Linked DNA regions of Homo sapiens: region 2 is linked to region 1. A link is a loop called in an ENCODE intact Hi-C map of the cell type or tissue named here. Cell type or tissue: PC-9. All regions are shown on one strand. Each heading gives the region's core, and the rest is flanking DNA. Links, peaks and the distances in the headings are about the cores only. Region 1 overlaps STARD13 (StAR related lipid transfer domain containing 13). Region 2 overlaps LINC00423 (long intergenic non-protein coding RNA 423).

Evidence for each region. Peaks named below come from ENCODE experiments on the same cell type or tissue, not always from the same donor. Only the 100,000 strongest peaks of a DNase experiment are listed, where the experiment ranks them.
Region 2: a loop joins it to region 1, with 23 times the contacts of the local background. A loop is called at or near these places in 1 of 110 quality-filtered maps.

The regions. Positions count from the first base shown.
Region 1 is chr13:33,118,590-33,121,410 of GRCh38, reverse strand. All of the region lies in intron 7 of STARD13 (StAR related lipid transfer domain containing 13), which reads left to right. Among named protein-coding and RNA genes, the nearest start is that of KL, 100 kb to the right of the region's middle. In PC-9, for the core only: no CTCF peak of the experiment used is centred there; DNase peaks (open chromatin) are centred at 1,300 and 1,900; H3K4me3 peaks cover 896 bases; H3K27ac peaks cover 2,500 bases.
Region 2 is chr13:32,823,638-32,826,458 of GRCh38, reverse strand. All of the region lies in intron 4 of LINC00423 (long intergenic non-protein coding RNA 423), which reads left to right. Among named protein-coding and RNA genes, the nearest start is that of LINC00423, 87 kb to the left of the region's middle. In PC-9, for the core only: no CTCF peak of the experiment used is centred there; a DNase peak (open chromatin) is centred at 1,578; H3K4me3 peaks cover 653 bases; H3K27ac peaks cover 2,500 bases.

The DNA.
Region 1 (2,821 bases), core at 225-2,724:
TTTTTTAGTAGAGACGAGGTTTTGCCATGTTGGCCAGGCTGGTCTCAAACTCCTGACCTCAGACAATCCAACCACCTCGGCCTCCCAAAGTGCTGGGATTACAGGTGTGAGCCACTGTGCTCGGCCAAAACTTTCTGAAGAAGAAATGATTATTGGAAACCACTCGTTGCCGTCACAGTGTTTTTCTATGAGGATCGAGAGGGGAAGCTCTTCTTCTGGTCTCAGGATCTCTCTATGCCTTAGAAAGACCATCTTCTACTCACTGTGCCCAGTGGCTTTCCACAGCAACCACTAGAAGCCCCATCCCAAAATGGCTTAAATGACAGGAAATTCATGGTCTCACAAAACACAAACAAAAAGTCAGGAAATAGGCCAGCCATGGCGGCTCACACCTGTAATGCCAGCACTTTGGGAGGCCAAGGTGGGTGGATCACTTGAGGTCAGGAGTTCGAGACCAGCCTGGCCAATGTGGCGAAATCCTGTCTCTACTAAAAAATGTAAAAAGTAGCTGGAAGTGGTGGCAGGTGCCTGTAATCCCAGCTACTTAGTAGGCTGAGACAGGAGAATCACTTGAATGCGCCACTGCACTCCAGCCTGGGTGACAGAGCAAGACTCCGTCTCAAAAAAAAAAAAAGTCAGGAAATAGAACGGTTCCAGGGTTAGCTCAATCATCAGCTCATCAATAGCTTTGAAGAGAGGTTCTTTCCATCTTTCCCTTTGGCCATCTTCAGCTACTATAACTGGAATCTGATTTGAGACCACCTTTTCTTTATTAGGTTTATGAAAGAAAATTTTCCTGCTGTACTTCCAACAAAAATCCACAGAAACCAAAATATATATATACGTCTATATTTCCCATGTCCCCTAGAAGACAAGGCCAGGGCAGGAAGGTTATTGTCAGACTTCGAGGCAGCACAATAAATCCCTGACTACCCTCTGGACATCCTAAGATCTCAGTCAGAAAAAGCAGCTCAGAGCCCACAGCTGGAGAGCTGCAGACATGTCTAAAATAATTAAAATAACAATATTTGCTGAAACGAGAAAGAAATTTGGAAACCAAACAATACAAAGATAGCATCTCTGGGATGTGTGTGTGCACGCACATGACTGTGTGCCCAGAAACAGCCCGCAAGACACGGTGGACAAAAGAGGAACGTGCTCGACAATTTAAACAGAAACACTGTCTGCTTTATTCTTTTTGTAGATCCTGATCAACATTTCTCTGCTGTTAAAAAAGTAGGAATTCTTCTCAAATGGAATAATACCTGCTCATATGAGGATAAATATTTGTGAGTCACACTGAAGTATTTACCTTCAGGGCATCTCGATTATGAGAACTCTCGTACAGCACAGCCAGCCCTGTGGTGTGCACAGTCCTGGGCCTCCTTCCAAAATCAGAAAAGCAGAAGATGTAAACAAATCGGAGATGGATCTCACCCCAATAATCACTCACCTGACATCTTGAATTTTTTTCTCTTTTGACAGTACATGCTTTCTTTCCATGCCCTTTGATGAAATTTGGAGTTGTTGCCAGTTGAAGGAAGATAAATATTGTCTGGATTCTTTGTGGCGAATCATCTAAGTATGGCAAAACTGTGCATTTTCTAGACATTCCAAACTTTAAGAATAAAAAAGAAAGTAACTCATATTTTAAGTGACAATATTATCAGCCTGAATATCCTGATGTGTGGGATTAGAGCGATAAACCTTGGAATGCAAAGAAATATTACTAAGAATTCTGTTTTTATGGCCACAAAAAGTAGCAGTGTATAATTTCCCCTGTGATCCATTCGGCTGACATATACAAAAACCTGAGTATGCTCTAATGGCTTGGAATCCTTCCCCTGCTGTTACCACAATTTAAAAGAATGAGGACTGCTCTCCATTTGTTGCAGCAATCAGGAAAGCCTTTGTCACATACCCGAACTTGGGTGGAGGCCGGCCTGGCACACAGAGTGATCAGTAAGACGACCTGTATTAGGCTTTCCTCCAGGTATAGGGGGGATGAGCAGTGGCTGACACTAGTGGCCACTGTCTACCTGACCAGCCACTCAGGAAGGTTCTACCTTGCTTTGCAGAAGTGGGCCAACCCATGAGCCACTGGGGAATGAGAGCTGTGAAAATTGAGGGTTGAAGCAAATCAACTCCCTATAGGCATTTAAAAAATAGCAGACATATTATTTCACTATAAGCCAGGGTGCCCAGGAAAGTTCAGTTCCTTTTTGAATAGCGGGTAAGTCCAGCACAGAAAGTTCCTCTAGAGGGCCTAGAGCTTAACCTGCCCCACCATTGCAGGATCTTCATTCTTGCCGGGCTCTGCTCTGCCTCACTCATTCTCATTAGGGCCACTCTGTCCTTGATGCCTTAATGCTCCATTTATTCATCAAGTAGGGGAGGAGTCTAGACTCTAAGATGAAAAAGGCATGATATGACAATATCTTGAGGTCTGAAAAAAAAGCCACCCAGGAATCATTCTCACTAGAGCCATAGCTTACTGCATAAAAACAAACAGGTAGAAAAGTAAGTGCCAAGAATTCCAAAGAAGAAAAAGTAAATAAATTCCTTAAATCAAAATATGTACTTATGATATTAGTCTGTTTCATGAACATATTCCCCATAAAACTCTCCCCTGCAGGGGCACTGGATATGGCTGTTTATCTGGGATTCTTTCATCCACGACCCACATTGTTTTCACCAAACCTCCCATTGACCAGACGTTCTCAAAATCCCCATGGCAATGTAAACCCTAAAGGGCAGGGAATTTTATCTGTTCTGCTCACTAATGACACCTAGGAACTCTAAGCATGCCTGATACACAGTG
Region 2 (2,821 bases), core at 295-2,794, 300 kb after region 1:
TTTTCTTGAGACAAAGTCTCCCTCTGTCGCCCAGGCTGGAGGGCAGTGGCACAATCTCAGCTCACTGCAACCTCCATCTCCCAGGTTCAAGCAAGTCTTGTGTCTCAGCCTTCTGAGTAGCTGGGACTACAGGCATGCGCCACCACACCTGGCTAACTTTTGTGTTTTTAGCAGAGACGGGGTTTCTCCATATTGGCCAGGCTGGTCTCGAACTCCTGACCTCATATGATCCACCCACCTCGGCCTCCCAAAGTGCTGAGATCACAGGTGTGAGCCACCAGGCCCGGTGTAGGGTTTTTAAAAATAATTTGGCGGGTCAGGGTCGAAGTGAGGTTTTCTTACTGTCTTCTGTTCCTAGGTGGGGTTGCAGAACTAGTTGAGCCAAATTACCAGTCTCCATGGTGTCAGCTAATCCATCAAGTGCAGGGTCTGCAAAATACTCAAGCACTGATCTTAGGTTTTACAATAATGATGTTATCTCCAGGAGCAAGGTGGGGAGATTCAGACTCCCGGAACCAGAGGTTGCACGACTCCTAAACTGTAATTTCTAATATTGTAGCTAAATTGTTAGTCCTGCAAAGGCAAACTTGTCCCCAGGCAGGAAAGAGGTCTTTTCAAGAAAGGGCTATTATCAATTTTGTTTCAGAACAAAAACAGTTAAGGAATCCATAAACTGAATTCCTTCCCAAAGTTAGTTCAGCCTACGCCCAGGAATGAACAAGGACAGCTTAAAAGTTAGAAGAAAGATGGAGTCAGTTAGGTCTGATCTCTTGCACTGTCATAATTTCCTCAGTTATAATTTTGCAAAGGCGATTTCAGTCATCCCTCAATATCTGAGGGGGATTGGTTCCAAGACCCCCAGAGATACCAAAACCTGTAGATGCTCAAGTCCCTGATATAAAATGGTATAATATTTGCATATAACCTAAGCACATCCTCCCATACACTTTAAATCATCTCTAGATTACTTATAATACCTAAATGCTATGTAGTTACTATACAGCATTGCTTTTTATTTGTATTATTTGTATATATTTTCTCCAAATATTTTTGATTCGAGTTAGTTAAATCCCCAGATGCAGAAACTGTAGATCTGGAAGGCTGATGGTACTCATCTCCAAACTCATCAGATTGTATACATTAAATATGTACAGGTTTTTATATCTCAATCATAACTCAAAAAGTGGTTTTTTTTAAAAAAAAAAAAAAGAAAGGTTTTGCATAAAATTGACACAGATATTCCATCTGAATTGGAGTTGAGTTTTGCCCAACATTCCTTACCACATTGTCCATGAAAAATCAACTGTTTGAGAATATAAATGTAATATTTGCTTCCAAATACCAAGAAAGATAAGGATAAGAATTTATTAAGAAAGATAAATAATTTGATCATTAGTTTTTTAAAGGCCTCTAAATGCCATGAGGAAGCACAAGCAAATCCCTGTAAGATTTTAGGGCAGGAAGGGATGATTTCAGGATGAGATCATCAGGGGAGACTCCAGGTGGTGATGAGCCTTTGAGCTGGGCCCTGAAGAAGAGGACGGATTTCCATAGGCAGAGACGAAGCTGTAATAGAAAGCGTCAGAGGCAGAGAAAAACCAGAGCAAAGATCGCCCGGGAAGAAAGTGCATTCCAGGGACACAAGTCATCACAAAACATCCTTCGGGACAGAGTTTGTATGAAGCAGTAGCATATGACAAGGCTCGAAAGGGAGACAGTTTTGCAAAGCCCATAGAGTTGTCATATTTCATCAAACCTAGGGCACCATAGATTATAAAGCATACCATTATGTTATGTCCCAAGGCTGCCAATTAAACTATGACAAGCATTGACTGTAAGAGGCATCCCCACTTCGAATTGCTCAAATGTACCCAAACGTGTCTTAGAATTGACAAAATTCAGGAAGTGAAGAGACTGGAGCAGTGAAGTGGGGACAAGAAGGCATAAAAGATATTTTAATAAAGCAAGCTTGGTTGGCTTAGGATAAGGAGAATTTGCTCTTATACCACAGCCATGAGCAAGGCAAACGTCTGTGGGAAATGGGACCCTAAAATTTCAGCATCCCACTCACAGTCTGTTAGCACCATGGAGAATGGCACCACTGCCCTGGGGCTGTGCAGCTTGACCCTGCCTTCTCCATCCTGCCCCAACTGTAGCAAACGTTTCACAAGCGCCTCTGCCGGGGAAGGAGAGGGCGAAAGCTCAGAAGCACAGTCTGCTGTCTTCTCCCCGGGGCGACAGTCCACGTCTCGAGAGCGCGCCGGCTCCCAGGGCTCTGCTCCCCTGTCTCACTGTGCACGGCATATGAAAACTGAAGAGGACAACGGGCTGTTTCTCAATCATGCATTTCCTAAGAGAACCAAAGGGAATTTCTTCTATTTTCGTTCTTATAATTTAAAAAAAGGACCTTAGAGTTCTGGCTTTGTAGCCCAGAGAAACCTATGGATTTAATCATCAAGAATTATCAGTAGACAGAAAGGGGTAGTTGTGGACCTTAAGGTTTGACCAGAAAACACCCCGTCTGAGCCCCCACTACCCCACTCACCCCCCAACACACACATATACACTCATACACACACATACACACACACATATACACGTGCACACACATAGACACACACACGCACACACACATATACACACACACATATACACGCACACACTTACCCACTCACACACATACAGGCACATGCATACACACACAAGTACACACATACACATATTACATGCATATGCACATATAAACACATACGTATCACATATATACACAAATACATACACATATACACATGCATGTTACATATACACACACATATACATA